Regions from separate parts of the Homo sapiens genome. Here all the other regions are linked to region 2. A link is an interaction called in ENCODE POLR2A ChIA-PET data of the cell type or tissue named here. Cell type or tissue: MCF 10A. All regions are shown on one strand. Region 1 overlaps FTO (FTO alpha-ketoglutarate dependent dioxygenase). Region 2 holds the start of LOC124903691 (a long non-coding RNA gene). Region 3 overlaps FTO (FTO alpha-ketoglutarate dependent dioxygenase). Region 4 overlaps FTO (FTO alpha-ketoglutarate dependent dioxygenase).

Evidence for each region. ChIA-PET counts read pairs that join two places held together with the same protein. Peaks named below come from ENCODE experiments on the same cell type or tissue, not always from the same donor. Only the 100,000 strongest peaks of a DNase experiment are listed, where the experiment ranks them.
Region 1: POLR2A ChIA-PET joins it to region 2 with 6 read pairs; 9 of 35 experiments call an interaction of 5 or more read pairs at or near these places.
Region 3: POLR2A ChIA-PET joins it to region 2 with 5 read pairs; 3 of 35 experiments call an interaction of 5 or more read pairs at or near these places.
Region 4: POLR2A ChIA-PET joins it to region 2 with 5 read pairs; 2 of 35 experiments call an interaction of 5 or more read pairs at or near these places.

The regions. Positions count from the first base shown.
Region 1 is chr16:53,713,173-53,717,172 of GRCh38, forward strand. All of the region lies in intron 1 of FTO (FTO alpha-ketoglutarate dependent dioxygenase), which reads left to right. Among named protein-coding and RNA genes, the nearest start is that of FTO, 11 kb to the left of the region's middle. In MCF 10A, no CTCF peak of the experiment used is centred here; no DNase peak of the experiment used is centred here.
Region 2 is chr16:53,766,986-53,770,985 of GRCh38, forward strand. The region is part of intron 1 of FTO (FTO alpha-ketoglutarate dependent dioxygenase); the gene reads left to right. It overlaps LOC124903691 (a long non-coding RNA gene), which reads right to left and starts at 1,742. Exons shown (of 3, transcript XR_007065070.1): 1 at 1,524-1,742. In MCF 10A, no CTCF peak of the experiment used is centred here; a DNase peak (open chromatin) is centred at 1,786.
Region 3 is chr16:53,835,440-53,839,439 of GRCh38, forward strand. The region is part of intron 3 of FTO (FTO alpha-ketoglutarate dependent dioxygenase); the gene reads left to right. Among named protein-coding and RNA genes, the nearest start is that of FTO, 130 kb to the left of the region's middle. In MCF 10A, no CTCF peak of the experiment used is centred here; no DNase peak of the experiment used is centred here.
Region 4 is chr16:53,910,782-53,914,781 of GRCh38, forward strand. The region is part of intron 7 of FTO (FTO alpha-ketoglutarate dependent dioxygenase); the gene reads left to right. Among named protein-coding and RNA genes, the nearest start is that of FTO-IT1, 130 kb to the right of the region's middle. RefSeq lists an enhancer at 3,508-4,000. In MCF 10A, no CTCF peak of the experiment used is centred here; DNase peaks (open chromatin) are centred at 1,020, 1,570 and 2,480.

The DNA.
Region 1 (4,000 bases), 54 kb before region 2:
CATAGGTGTGGGCATTAATTTTGAGAAACAAGACTCTTCTGTTCAACACATACTTTAGCAACTGTCAACACTTGTTTTCAAGTGTTCTCTTCCAATTTTAAAATGCCAGTTTACCTTTCAGATTTAGAGTATTTTGTTGTTGTTAGTTTATTATGGCAGTTTTCTTGCTAAAGTTATATTTAAAGTGTGACTTTCTAACTTCTAGAGGAGAGGAACTTTTGTTAAGGTGGTACTTTTGGAACCTTAATGAAAAACACACCTTAGAGAAGGTGAATTTAGAGTTCTGCTAAGCACATTCATTTACTCTTCTATTATAAACTGGTTTTGTAATATTTTATAAAATTGTCTCACTGGTTGATTTCACAATGTAAACTGGGAGGATTCTTAGGATTCCTTGGGTTGGATTAGAACAGGTTCAAGAGATGAAGATTTGTGTTGGTAGGGGCTTGTTTCCAAACGTTTGTCCTTGGCATGCTCTTTGTTAAGCCATCACATGTTTGAAAGTTAAACCTTGAATTGGTGCCATGGTTTGCATTTAAAAAAATGTATTTTATTATGGTAAGAACACAACATAAGATCTACTCTCTTACCACATTTTTAAGTGTACAATAAAGTATTGTAAACTGTAGGTACAATGTTGTATAGCAGATCTCTGGCACTGATTCATCTTGTATAATTGAAACTTTATGCCGCTTGATTAGCTCTTTCCCATCCTCCCAGCCCTGGTCATCATCTTTCTACTCTCTGATTCTATGAGTTTGACTATTAGACGTACATTTTTGTTTTTGCTATAAGCATCTGTCCTGTTGCTATGCTGATCATTTATTTACTCTGTAGTTTTGGAAATGACCTGCTTACAAGATAACCATGCCTCCCCTTATGTTAAAAAACTGCCATATGGATAAAGGGCAGTTAAGACCTTTACAACTGGTAGAAACCAAGTAGAAAATTCAGTTTGAAGGACCAAATTATGTTGCAGCTGCTCTGAGGAGGAGATTTGTTGCCAGAGCATGAGTGTTTTCATAATTGTTTGTGATCAGAAAATTCAGAGCTCTGATTTCTGCATTAGCCCTAAGTCTGCCCTTTGGCACCTTCATTTAGTGATTGGATCATTCAAGGCTGAGCCTCAAGGGCCAGCATTTCTCCAGTAATAATATAAAATGGGCTGATGTTGCAACCTTAACTCACTCTGCTGAATTGGGCATGATTAAAGTCTCAAGGCTGCATTAATATGGATTTTCTATTTCTATGTACAGCCGTCCATTATCTCACTATTTTCCAGTTTGCCATTTTTTGAAAACAAAGATGGAAAATTCTGCTGATGAAATTTTTTTTTTGTCTGTCAGCACAACAGCATTTTTTGGGCTTAAGAATATGAGAATAGCACCGGGCAAATGAATGCAAACATTACAGTTTATGTGGACTCTAGCCTGTTGTCATGTCAATCTTGTTATTTAGGTAAATAGTGTGCAATTTTTCACCAAATCAGCAGCCAATATGCTGCGAGCCATTTTTGTTTTAGTTACATTATTGGCTGGTAACACTATTAATGAGACAATAATTGGGAAATAGTAGTCATTGTTCTCATAAAACACGATCCTTGTGTTGGAACCACAGCCAGGCAGAGGAGTTGCATATGCAGACTGCAAGGGAGGAAAGGATGAGTAGCCAGTGTTCCCAGCTTTTAAAATCATCAGACCCCTGCTGCTTAAATTGCCCCAGCTGTTAATGCTGGAACCATTACAGTAATGGACTCAGCAAATGAAGGAGAACGAAGACACGCACACTTTATTACCAGAGGGGCAATTTTCTCTTCATATGTAATAGCAGCGGTGCCTCATATTGATCAGACCATCAAGATACTAATCCTCTGTAAAATTACTTTTTATAACTGAAAATGTGTTAATCCAAATCAGTCTGTGTCCTGACTGTCTACTTACTATTGAATACGGACTATTAGATGCTTTATTTTTCATGATTTAAAGGCTTTGCCCTGAAAATGGTTGGCTTTTCCCTTGCAACACTGAGTGCTTAATCTTAGCTATAGCCCAGGGTTGTCTTTTTGTTTTAAACAGAACATCACCCACTTAATTAAGGAGTGAGTGTCTGTCTTGCTGAGTTATGCTGGTGTTTTATGTTCCTCTGGATTTATTAAGCATCTTGTTTTACATTCAGTCTGCGGTTTGTGCTGTAAATAAAAATAGGCCCATCTTGCACATATTAGAAATTTGCAGGTAGCAAATGTCAATAAGTACCAGGGATGTAAGGTTCTTTGATTTATACTTCAGGCACCAGGTTGTGGTTTGTCGATTGAACCCATAGGCAGGATGCATCTTGGTGTCTTCTGTGGAGCAGATGTGTTTTTGCATCGTTGTCTGAGAAAGTTTATGTTTATTTCTGCATCCTTGGTTCAGTAGATTGCTTTTCAGACAATGAGGCATATCCGCTCCGCCTCTTATGTCTTGTGAGAAATGACTACAGCTAAACATTATTATGAGAAGACCCATTAAAAACTGATTTCTATCTTCCTGAATATTTGGAATTTTGGGAACTTTGTAAAATTCCCATTTTTTTCATTATAATCTCTTTCCACATACCTTATATGTTTATTTGTATATAGACTCAGGTGCCCTCTTGGCAGTATATTTATTCTAATATGTTGTTATAGCTGAAAGCATTTGTGTGACATTCTCTGTAGAGTTCATTCAGAAATACTTAATTAGTGTACCCTTTGTGTACCAGGACTTGGATTACAGGCTGGAGACTTGAGGAAGTGTAAGATATAATCTTTGCTATTGAGGACCTCAGTTTAGGAGGAAGACAGGCATGTAAACAAATAATTATAATAATGCAGTATAGTAAATACTAGTCTACTGTGAATGTGTACTTCTTGGGAGCATGGGCGCAATAGTAAAATCAGCCTCATTGGTTTTTTTTGCTGTGTTATCAAAAGCAGAATTCTGACATCCACTTTGAGACTTGTTTCTGAATGACTCGTAGCTGTTTGAAAGAAATCTCTTCCTTCCTCACTGGAGACATGTTTACCACCCTAGGGGGATAGTCAAAGGAAAGTTTTCCAAAAATGTTTTGATCAATGATCACATCTTTGGATATGTATAGAGTTTCCCAAGGAGGCTACTTGAAAGGAGATAGTGCTTATGTTGTTTATGTTCTGGCATTTATGTATAAATCAGTCTTATTGCTTTAGAGTATAGTTTATGAGGAGAAACTGTAGCCTGTGGTGGTTAAGAACGTGGAATCCTTTAGCTCTATTTACTGGCTGAGTGATCTTGGGCAAGTCACCTATTCTCCTTGAGCCTCAATCTTCATCTGTAAAATGGGGATCATAATAGTTGTGAAGATTAAATGATTTAATATATGTAAAGCATTTAGAATATTGTTGGGGTAAGTGCTATATAAGGTTATTATTATTATGCGTGTGACTATTAATGAAATTATTTTTCATATGTAGCTTATGAAAGTCAGCTTCGTAAATATAGAACCACACTGTATATATAAGTATATGGTATGTGAGATAGAGAAGCATTTCTTAAATTTCTTAATGAAATTTTTTTTCTGATTACATAATAATTTTTTATTTTAGAAAAACTAACAAATATGGAAAAATATGAGGCAGAAAAAAGTCTCATACTCTTCAGAGATAAATACTGTTACTTTATATTAGTGTATTGCTTAGAATATTGTTATTATGCTTATATATAATATATACAGTATGACTAATTTTAAATATATTTATGATCTATATTTATATAAGATATATTTTAAACAAAAATTAGAAAGATAACTTGCATATTTTTTACTCTGCTTTTTTTTACCATCCAGTATATTATATTTTTTTCATATAATTCCAATTGTATAGTATTTTATGGATTTTTTTCCATCCTATCATAGGTTATCCTTTAGTGAACATTCTTGTACATAAATCTCTGCAAATCTTTGGAATGTTTCATAGGGTAAATTAAAAGGAGAATTGTATGGG
Region 2 (4,000 bases):
ACTTAAAATAAAGGTAATATTGATTTTATAGTAGCAGTTCAGGTCCTAAGGCATGATATTGATTAAGTGTCTGATGAGAATTTGTAGGGTAGTCTCCCAGACCTGCAGCTACAGGGCATCTCCCCACTGGGCCAGGCCTCTGTGCTGACCTCCACTGTTATAAGTGGTGTTTTTCTTAGGAATCCTTAGCCCTGTTTAGTCTACGCACTGTCCAGAAGCATTTATTTAACCTGATGGATGGCTCAATCCAACCCATCACCTTAATCTGACCTTAAAGATGGGAACCTAATGTTTTTGTTCTTAGTAAATGTGAAGACTAATTTTGACACTGTTTAGAATTATTTTCTTATTAGTAGCAGTAGATTTCATGAATTTTCTGCTGTGAAATTTCCTATTAAAATACTATAATCTAATGTTAAATGACGAGTTAATGGGTGCAGCACACCAGCATGGCACATGTATACATATGTAACTAACCTGCACGTTGTGCACATGTACCCTAAAACTTAAAGTATAATAAAAAAAATAAAAAATAAATAAAATACTATAATCTGACTTTTTTATTTTTACTTTTTTACTTTGGAGCCTGGCTTTATGAATTTTTTTTTTAAACAGGGGAAGGTACCTCTTTTCAAGGTGTCATTATTAAGCCCATGGGACTCTTCAATTTTAATGTTATATCAAAGAGAGTAAATTTCTTGTGATTATTGTGATATGATGCATTCAACTTGCAGGTCAGGTTTTATATCATTTATAGATCAGATTCTGAAGATATCTTCAGTCAAATTTAATAACAATCAAGGAATATATTATTCACCGGCCTGAAGTATAGAAAGAGTTCCCAGAAATCATCTAAAAATAACTGTTTCATATAAAACATTTTGACTTTCTATTGTAATAAGATTAATATATTTTTCTCCCATGTCTAATTCTGGCTGGATTGTTCATGGGGTTGATGTGAGGATTCAGTGAGTTAATATAGGCTAAGGTGCATAATATAATGCCTGACACATAGTAGATGCTCAATTTATGTTAACTACTGTTAGCTGCTTTAGCCTGTTGTTAACTGCAAACTCCTTTTACATTACCTAGCACAGGCCTGGGCACAAGTATGATATTTAAGTAGATGCTTAGTGACTGATTGATGTCTCCAAACATTTGGGATTTCCTTCCACATTTGCCATAGCACAGCTTGTTTTATGTCTTTTCTAAAATGGTCTAGGTACCTGACATCCTTTGATCCTTCATATGGTTACACTCAAAAGGAGCCATATGAATTTTGACCATTTGCACATCTGCCTGTCTTTTTGGTTAGCTGCCAGATAGAGCTCAGGTTTTAAATCCTTTGCAGTTAAAAGAGATAATAAATGTTAACATTCCTAGTACAGTGCCTGGCACAGAATGTGTAAATATCATTTGATTCGGAAACATGACTGCTGGTCAATTCGGCCTCCAGGGAGACAAAACTAAGGGGTGGGGTTGTGGCTTTTTTTGAGGTAGGGGATGGAATAGATATTTCTTACCCGAGTAGAAGATGATGCCGGGGGATCTAATGCTTCTTTTAAATTTCCCTTTTGATGCACAAAGGGGCAACTCCGTGTAGCAGGACCTTGGTGGGATGGATAGGCAGCTTTGTAAGTGGAGAAATGGCCTCTGTTTAGCTTATGAGCACAGAGTCATTTTGGGGGTGGTTTATGAGTCATCTGAAATATGCATTTAATCTAGATTTGTGGCCTGCTTGGTGAGGCTGCTGCTTTTTTATGATCTCAAGTGTCTTGTCCATGTCAAAACTTGCCTTGTTTTTTTGTTTACTTTGAATCAGAAAAATGTTCACAACCACCCTTGGAATTCCTCCTCAAGTGTGCGTTTGGTCACATCACCCCTGGCTACCACCAGTACATGACTGTTTATTTTGGATGTCCTTTTCTGATGTTCAGCTAATTTAACCCACAATGAAGTTAATCCTTGCTTCTTTGGAAAAGTACAGATTTACTTATTAGCTGCCTTCCAGAGACATTTGCATTTTCATGAAAGCGAGTATATAATTACATTGACTTTTGGACTCATCTACCCACATATGTGGTGGGCGCCTTTTGAAAGTCAGGATTCAGAGTAAATCAGAACTGTCTTGAGTTAGCTGAAGTTCTCTTTAAGGTTAACAATAAATGTATCTATGACAAACATGGGGATGTGGTATTGCATATTCGATTATGTCCATTTATCTTTCCTTCTTCTGGGTGAGAGGGGAGATGAAAATGGAGCTACCTTGGAGTTCATGTTTTCACCTTGATTCTCCGCATTTATAGCATACTGATTGAAAGCATGGCTGCCAGAACCATATTACTTGGGCTTGAGTACTAGCTCTGTCACTTACTCATTGTTTAACTTTGGGCGGGGTACTTAATTTCTCTGTACCTCAGTTTCATAATCTGTCAAGTGGGGATAATTATGGTAACCACCACTGAGCATTGTTATGAAGATCAAATAAGTTAATTCATGTAAAATATTTAGAGCAGAACTTAGTATATAGCAACTGCGATACAAGTGTTAGATATCATTTTTATTAGGGTTTAGTAATTGCATAAATAAAAGAGATGAAAGTCTAAATTATTAATCAGGGCCATTTATCTATGAGACACTACAGGCATTGTGTCTAGCCCTGTGGGTTTACATTAGTTAGGGTAGGTTATTGCTGCAACGTACCCTAACTTGATATGATTTTTGCTGCAAAAATCATATCAAAATAGTCTATAATGGCTTAAACATAATAAAATGCATTTCTTGTTTATGTAACAGTAATGAGTAGGTAAACAGGGTGGTAGGACATTTTCCTCTCTGTATTCATTTAGGGATCTAAGCTGAAGGAGGCTCTGCCATCTTCCACACAAGGTTTCTAAGGTCACCTTAGGTTATCTCTATTCCAGCCAGCAAGAAGGGGAAAAGAGCTGCAGAAATGTGTTTAGGGGTTTTTTATGGGCCAGACCTGGAAGTGGCACTCATCACTTCTGTTCACATTCCATTGGCCAGAACTCAGCAGGAAGAGGAGGAAAACAGCTGCCACTCATCTCAGCCACAGAGTTTTTCAGGGGTCTCTAAAAATGTATGAGACTTGAAAAAAATGTATTGACTCCAAACTCCAGACATAAAATTGCAGAATTGAAATGAATAAATGTTTAACTAAATGCTTATAAAATGGAGCCTTATATCAGCTTCCAAAGTTGTTACAGTTTGTATGGAAAAAAATGTAATTTCTTCCTAACGAACCTCCTTGCTTCTTTCCCTGCCTTCTCTACTATATTTGAAAAGATTTTGTAAGTTGGAATTTGGAATTTCCAAGAATTCCCAAGTACTATCCAGTGATTGCTGAGAAATTATAATTAGTCATAAATGAGTTTCTCAAGGCCAAATAAATTCAAACGAAAAATCTTCTCAAATTATTTTGCATTGCAGAGAAACCTTTTAATGTGAAATATGAATACAATTTAATATGTTTATTTTGATGTTGAGTGAGGCCTTCAAAAGTAGCAGGATCATGGCCTACAGAGGTCTTAACATTCCTATTGTATGCAGACACATTTCAATTGCTTTGAAAAGGTGTATGTTGAAGGTAACTAAACACATTTTGCATTTCAAGCTCAGAAAATTTCCCCTTTAGATTCCCTTTTCTTTTCTCCTTTTATTTTCTAATAAAATATTTACTGCTGTGATATCCAAGAACATGAATGATACTGCATTGAATAACCCAGGTGCTTGGTCTGGTGGATGCCAGTGCCAGAGAAGAAAAGTGCCCTATTTTTTCAGTTATCATGTTTGAAGGCGAGGCTTTGGTCTGCCTTCTGAGTCATTCTTGGCTTCTTGGATGATAGATTTCTTAAATTCTTCTATTCTCCTAACTCAAGGCACTTCTGAATGGGTGTTTGCGAGACGTTGTTTGAAAAACCACTTATCGTGATGGATTTTTGTTCTTCTATTTTTTGCTCTCTTACACACTTTGCTGTTG
Region 3 (4,000 bases), 68 kb after region 2:
TATTCCACCTTGGTATATGTAGGTTCTTCCAGTATGAAAACCTTGTTAGGAAATAATATTTTTTTTCAGAATCGTAGTGACATTGCATTACTGTCTTTTATCTTACAGTGTTCATTTTAAGAGTTCTGAATTTTTCTTCAGCTTTTATGTCGCTTTTTTTGTTGGATCTTTTTTTGAATGTTTTACAATTTCACAGTGATATTTTTCACTCATTTTACTGTCATTGTGTAGGGCTTTCAATCATGCCCTTCAGTTGTTGGACATTTTCTTGAATTGCTTTGTTAGTTATTTCTTCCTCTCCAGTTTTCTCATCTCTTTGGAATCCATATGATTTAGTTAACCTTCTGGACTCTTCCTCTAGTTTTCTTGTTTATTCCCTTATTTTCAATCTTTATGTTTGTTTTTTAGTCTAATATCTGGGAGATTTTATTAACTTCCAACCTGTCTATTGATTTTTTTTTTTTTTTTGAGATGGAGTTTTGCTCTTGTCACCCAGGCTGGTGTGCAATGGCACAATCTCAGTTCACTGCAACCTCTGCCTCCCAGGTTCAAGTGATTCTTCTGCCACAGCCTCCTGAGTAGCTGGGATTACAGGCGCGGGCCACCATGCCCAGCAAATTTTTGTATTTTTAGTAGAGACAAGGTTTCACCATATTGGCCAGGCTGGTCTCGAATTCCTGACTTCAGGTGATCTGCCCGCCTCAGCTTCCCAAAGTGCTGAGATTACAGGCATGAGCCACTGCGCCTGGCCTGTCTGTTGAATTTTCAGTATTGAAATATGACATATATCATAAACATACAGCTTGAAGAATTGCTGTAAACATATCTGTGTACCTAGCACCCTGGTCAAGAAATGAAACATATCAGCGTCCTAGAAGTGCTCCCTTCCAGTGTCTGCTTCCCCACAACAGTAAACACTCTCCTGACTTCTAAGGCCATAAATAGTTTTATGTGTGTTTGAATTAGACTTGTAAACTTGTAAGCTCCTAAAAGAAGTAATTTGTGTCTTCATCCTTCTTTGTATCCGTATATAGTGGCAAATGAGTATTTTTTGCCCCAAATCTGTTAAGTATTTGTTGTTCTTGAGGAGCTTGTACTATTCAGTTACATTGTGGCCACTGTTCAGTAACTCTTTGATTTCTGCAACTGCAGTCTCTGTTTAGTAATAGGATTCTTTTGATAGCAAATAATAATTCCAGACCCAAAGAGGCTTAATTTAAAAAGGTAAGGAATTCTCTCACTTCATCCTAAGAACTGGCGTCTCACTGGCTTCAAGTGGACCTTGTTCCAACAGTAATGATGTGATCAGTTTCAAATTTCTTCCCCTTCCTCTTTTGGCCATTCTAAAGCTCATGGCCCCCAAATGACTGCCCCCAGCTTTTGTGGCCACTCTCTCTTTCTTTTTCCTGAGCTTTGGGGAGGAGAGAAACTGGGTATTGGGTGTGTACTTTGAACTCTGGATCAAGCTTTACCTGAAGCTAGATGAACAAATAATGACCCTCTTTTGATTAACCCAGTTCGGTTCTGGTTTCTGTGTTATTTACAACGTAAGGGTTTCCTGTGAGTCTCCACAACTCTCTTTATACCTTCCTGAGGTTACCCAAGGAATTGAAACCTCTACTGTTAGAAGCTCTGGTTTGGAGAATATTGTTTGAGAAGTATCTCTGCTTCCTTACCTGATTTCATATTTTACTTCAGATAATATAGTGATTTTGAAGCTTTAGCTAATGGCCCGCATAGCAGTTTTTCTCTCCTTTTCATACTTTCAATTTTTCTCCCAAGTCCGTGAAACATGATGTAATGAGGTTCTCCTCTGTAATGTAAATATTTTTATCTTAAATTTTTTCCCCAAATGCTTAATCTGAAAGCTGACAGAGCCAGACATGATGTTGAAGGGCTTTAGATTTTTCTGTAAAGAGTTTTCAATATTTCACCTGAAATCCTAGAAAACTTATAATTAATTTTACAATTTATCTGTGTCAAGGGACTATGTTTGTCTTGAATTGCTTGTTTCGAGGCATCTGAGAGCGGCTTCTTGTTATAGATTCTGAGCTGGGAATGATTAGTTTGTTTTTTTTTCTCACCCCTTCAGACTTTTCTAAATTCTCCATTTTTTCAGACCATTCATTGCTCCGTGGCTGAGAAGGAGTATGTGCTGTGTCAGCAGCAAGCTTTTCTTGCAACCCGTCAAGGAAAGCATTTCTAAACTCTAGAACTCTGGCAGGGAGGCTTCTCCTTGGCTAATCTTTCTTTCCTAGTGATGTAGTCCATCAGCTGTGTTTCCTAAATGCTCTCTGGCTTATACAGTACCCATTTGTTGCTACGCTGGGAACGTGTCTAGAAAAAGTGTAGTAATTATGCACGAAGAAGCTGGTACCTTCTAGAGAGATCATTCTGAAAACAGATCTGACTGGTGAAAAAGGCTTTAGTGTCTGTCAGTAGTCTCAGTGTAAGTTCTAGATTCTTTCCTATGGTTCATAAACCCATGTCCTGGTCTCCACCCACCTCTCCAGGCTCTTCTCTTGCAAGTCCATGCCATTCATGTGACACTATTGCAGCTGGGAATTGATTGTGCTCTTATACACACACCATGCCATTTCCCTCCTAGAATGTGCCTTCCCTATGTCACACTTTCCCCTTTTGCCTTCTGTCTCCTTTCGTTCTACAAAATGGATTTCCCATCCCAGACATGGGAATGTCGAAGATCAGCACTGGACAGATGAGGCATCATTAGACTCCATGGTACCAGCTGGCCATCTACAACTTGTGAGTTTCTCCTGCCTCAAGATCTGTGACATGGATAGCAAGGGACCAGCCTTTTAAAGCTCCTCCAGGTGTGGAGTTAAGGAAACAGAGGAAGTAATCACAAGGGTGGGAATCTTCTTTTTTGAGATGGAGTCTTGCTCTGTCACCCAGGCTAGAGTGCAGTGGCACTATCTTGGCTTACTGCAACCTCTGCCTCCCAGGTTCAAGTGATTCTCCTGCCTCAGCCTTCTGAGTAGCTGGGATTACAGGCATGTGCCACCACACCCGGCTAATTTTTGTATTTTTAGTAGAGACGGGATTTCACCATGTTGGCCAGGCTGGTCTTGAACTCCTGACTTCAAGTGGTCTGCCTGCCTCAGCCTCCCAAAGTGCTGGGATTACAAGTGTGAACCACCACACCAAGCTGAGAATCTTTTGTATCTTAGCTCTTGGCTAAGGAAATAGAAAGTAGAGAATAAGAAATAGGGCTGTTTTTAACAAAAAATTAGCCACGTGTGGTGGCACATGCCTGTAATCCCCACCACTCAGGAGGCTGAGACAGGAGAATCACTTGGACCTGGGAGGTGGAGGTTGCAGTGAGCCAAGATCACGACACTGCACTCCAGCCTGGGCAACAGAGCGAGACTCTAGTCTCAAAAAGAAAGAAAGAGGGCTATTTAAATGTATGGTGATGATGAATATGTACTGAACCTGTGAGGGAAGTTCTTGACATACACTATTATGTATGTTATTAAATATGGTACAAAATTTTTTGTGATATATTTTATTTGAGTATCACTGTAATCTCTACTGTCATACTCTGGCTTCTGTCTTTGTTTCCTGTAGAGCCGTGGTTATAATTAGAAATGTAAACAAAGTATTTTGTGCTTTATTAAATAGAATTTTTTCTCAAAAACTAGCTGGCATAAAACATTGAATGGGTTAATTTTGGGGGGAAGTTTTGGACAATTTAAACTTGACTTTTAAACTTAACAGTCTTTTGTATGTTGTCACATCTTCTACTTATTTAACAGTTTGGTTAGTGGGAGCTGGGAGCTGGGAGTGCACCAAACACACTGAGGTACTTAAAATCTTTTCAATTTTATTGAGGCTTAAAGGCAAGTAAGAACCTGTTGCCTCTGCTTGTTGCCAAAATAACATGGGGCAAGAGTAATCAGTTACAGTTGCTATAGGTAATTACAAGTTGATTTCACTGAGAAGTAAGAACACTATATTTAACAATAAAAAGTTTATC
Region 4 (4,000 bases), 140 kb after region 2:
TGCCTCGACGTCCCAAAGTGCTGGGATTACAGGTGTGAGCCACTGCACCCAGCCTGTTTTGTTTTTAGATAGGTACATAGAATTCACCATCAGTCTGGATGACAGAGCTGAGAGATGATGAAGTCACAGGCAATTTTACAAGATTTCTTCTAGTCTTAGTTATTAGATGGATGGTGATACCATTTACTGAGCTACACCCAAGAAGGAAGTTTAGGGGCAAATGAGTTTGAGCAGCCGGTATACCGAACATCTCAGAAGAGCTGAAAATACCAGTTTGGAACTTGGTAGAGACGTCAGAGCCAAGCGTAGATTTGGGAGTTTGATTTATGTCTGCAGTAGGCATTCCTTTCATGCCTATCATGTGCCAGGCAGTGTTCTCTCATATGTTAACTCAGGCTTGAAAGCACTTAGCACATGGCAGGCATCTCCACAGAGACAGTGGCTGAGCGATTGGAGTGAGTAAGAGAGAATGTAGTTTCAAGAGTAAAGGAGAACAAAGTAGGGTGACCTAGTCTGAAGGACAGGCGCAGAACAGTCAGTGGAACAGCCAGAGATAGCAGCGAGAGAGGTGAGAAGAGGACCAGGAGTAGGTGGTAGAATGGAGTGGAGGAAAGTCAGCGAATGTAATAGTGTCGAACCCTGCAGGGAAGTTAAGAAGTGGCCATACCGTTGCATTCATCATGGGAAGAATTTCAGTAGAATGGTAAGGACAGGAGGACAAGGTGGGGGAAGATAGGTGAATCTATAGATGCATTTGTGTCATCTGATCTGAGGAGACATTTCTCAGAAACCATTCTGTGTGGCACTGATGTTTACAGGTCAACCTGGAGGTTCCTGAGAGGAAGTGCACTGTAGCCAGACATGTGGTATCCCAGCTAGCTTTACTCTGTTCTCCAGAAATCAGCCTGTAAACATTCAGTTGCCTGGTAGCTGACTAAATACAGGCTAACCTAAAGCCTTAAACATTTTAATTTGCAAAACCTTTGTTGTATTAAATCACAAATGGGAGGCAATTTAGCAATGCATCTCTAAAATTGCACTGGGCTCTGGCCGTGGTTTTGCAATTTATGTTGAAAACGAAAATTGAACTCTGTGGCATAAAAACAGATTGTTGATTTTGTGATTAATTTGGTCTCTAAGGCCAAGGAAACTGTTAATGCTGTATATCAGTTATAAAGTTGTGGTAGTATTTGTGGAGCAAAATGAAAAATCAATATCGTAACTACAGGATAGCTCTTTTAAAATCCAAGGTGCATTTTGTTGCAAATTGCATGGAAGAAACTGTCCCCCAAAGGGACAAACATACCTTCCTTATTTCACAAGTGTGTGTCTGTTGTGGAAAAACAGAGGAAAATGGTTGGGCATTATTACAGTATAGCTGGGGGTACTAGGAGAAGGATCAAATTGTTCAATTTAGAGTAAAACCTCACTTACAGTTACCTGTGTCCTAAGGCAACCTCCAGGAGTAATCTCTAGGAGGGTTGTGAGTCAGAAGTCCAGATACCTGGGTAACACTTTAGCCTCTGCTAATCACTTGCTGGTATCAGATGAGCCTCTTCCCCTCCCTGGCGTGTTTTGTGGTTTTATGTGTTAACTTCAGAGATGCACTGACATGCGTCAGTGAAAAAGGAGTGTCTTCCATTAGCATCATTATGAATACTACACCAAAGGGGTTTGTTTATGTTTTCCATTCCTAGAAGTGAATAGACTTCTTTTCTATTAAGCTTGTGTATTTAGAGAGGAGTGTGGGGAAATTCTTTCTTGTTTTGCCTTTTGTTTTGATAAAAGCAAATGGTTCCCACTCGCCGTAGAATCATCATCAACAGATTGCATGGGGAATGTTGAGGTTGGAGCCTCTTCTTAATGGGGATTTTGAGAACCAGGACATGACTTGTTCACCGGTTCATTTCTGCTGGCCATGATGCTTAGATGAGAAGTAGATCTCTCAACATCCAGGCACATTTGTTCTGCGATTCCACCTACCATTTTCCTGGGTAGTGCTGGGATTAATTAAGTCTGATACGCCATCCAGTTGAAATTTACTACCAGCTTCTTAGCCTAGTATATATTATCCTTACAAGTCAGGCCTCACCTTGAGGTCAGAAGAAGATGCAGCTTGTTCAAGAAAGAAGTGTTAGTGGAAATACGAAGAGTTCCTTCCAGTGAACTGTGCCTCAAGTGGCCTTTGTAAACTGCTTCTGTTCTGTGTGACTTATAATTATCTGAGAGCTGGGGGTTTTGTGGTAGATTTTCTTTGATGTATGGGCAGTGGTGGTAATTTGTTTCTTTCTTCCCCCTTCTATTTTGCTTTGCCTCATTTCAACTTAAGCAATGAATTGTGTGGTCTTTTATAATATAGAGATTAGTGTAGCCATTTTTAGCCAGTTTTTATCATCTCCCTTAGGAGCTGACTCTATGCAAAAGAAACACTTCTGTCTTGTCAGAATGACGGTGATTACCCCACAGTTTGGATCATCTCCAGCAGCTTTGTTCCCTGAAAAGCGAATTTGATTTGATGAATAAAAGTTTGGTGTATTTGATGAGTCAGAGGGCAGGAGAATGTCCTTGTCTCTGATGAGGCTCTTACAGTCAGACACATTGAACATCAGGGATAAAATAAACCTTAATCTCTGAAGGAAAAACCCTGGAGCATGAAACTGTTCCCACTAGAAATGCTGTAAATCTTGCAAACCATGTAGGTTTTCTGTTGGGGGCAACATCAAAGCCCAGTGACTTTAGAGATTAAAGTGTATTTGACAAGCAAAACTTTCCCTGTGCCTTGCTCTTTATGAGATTTGGCCTGTCTCTTGCCTTTGTTTCACCTCGCTATGACTTCCTTTCTTCCTGAGAAGTAGGAAGTATCACCTCAAGTCTGGGGTAGGCGGCCATGGTTTGTTCATTTAAAGCCACTCGTAGACCTGGCGCAGTGGCTCATGCCTGTAATCCTAGCACTTTGGGAGTCTGAGGTGGGTGGATCACCTGAGGTCAGGAGTTCAAGACCAGCTTGGCCAACATGGTGAAACCCTATCTCTACTAAAAATACAAAAATTAGCTGGGTGTGGTGGCGCATGCCTGTAATCCCAGCTACCCAGGAGGCTGAGGCAGGAGAATTGCTGGAACCCTGGGGGCGGAGGCTGCTGTGAGCCGAGACCACACCACTGCACTCCGGCTTGGGCGGCAGAGTGAGGCTCTGTCTCAAAAAAAGAAAAAAAAAAAAAAAAGCTGGTCATAGGCCCTGGCCACAGTCCCTCGGCCTTCTCGCATTGTCCTGCCCCAGTGGAGGACAGCGTCTTCTCACGATCACTTCCCAGGGACTCTCTTATTTGTGGAAGAGTTTCAGAGCCTTTTGCTGACTCGAAGAAGATCAAAAGACAGGAAGACAGTGGTTTGCCTCAGCTTGGACTTTAGCATTTCTGTTTCTTTTAAAACCATCTCCTGTGATGTCTTAGAAGAAATACTTCTTCTTTCTTTCTTTTTTCTTTTTTTTTTTGTCCTGTTTCAAATTCTGTTTCGGAGTTCTCAGTGCTTTCTCTTTCACACATTGGAAATAAATGACTGCATTTTTGTTGAAATAATTTTTTTTTTGCAGATAAATAATTGTTTAACAGAATAGAAACTTTTCTTCAGTAACGTCTTTTTTTGGAAAGTAAGTTACAAGATTTTGCTTTAAAAATACAAACTATTTTTAAAGAATTGTACTCTCTAAAGTCAAACATTCCTGCCTCCTGTCAAGTCCCTATAAGATCTGGTCTGTGGCAACTTCTCAGGGTGGTCAGATAGCAAGAGGAGGACAGATTGGGAAGGCAAAATGGCTTTAAGGGTAAACCCCACAGCGTAAAATCTCATTACTGGAAAAGCGCTTTGTGTTTAAGGATAGGTATTCCCGTGTGGAAGGACGGCCATGGCGAATGCTTAAGGGACTCACTAAAATATCTTAAATTGTCTCCGTTAAACATGTAGCATCCTTAGAGGTCAGACAGAGCTGAAACTTGAACAGCTG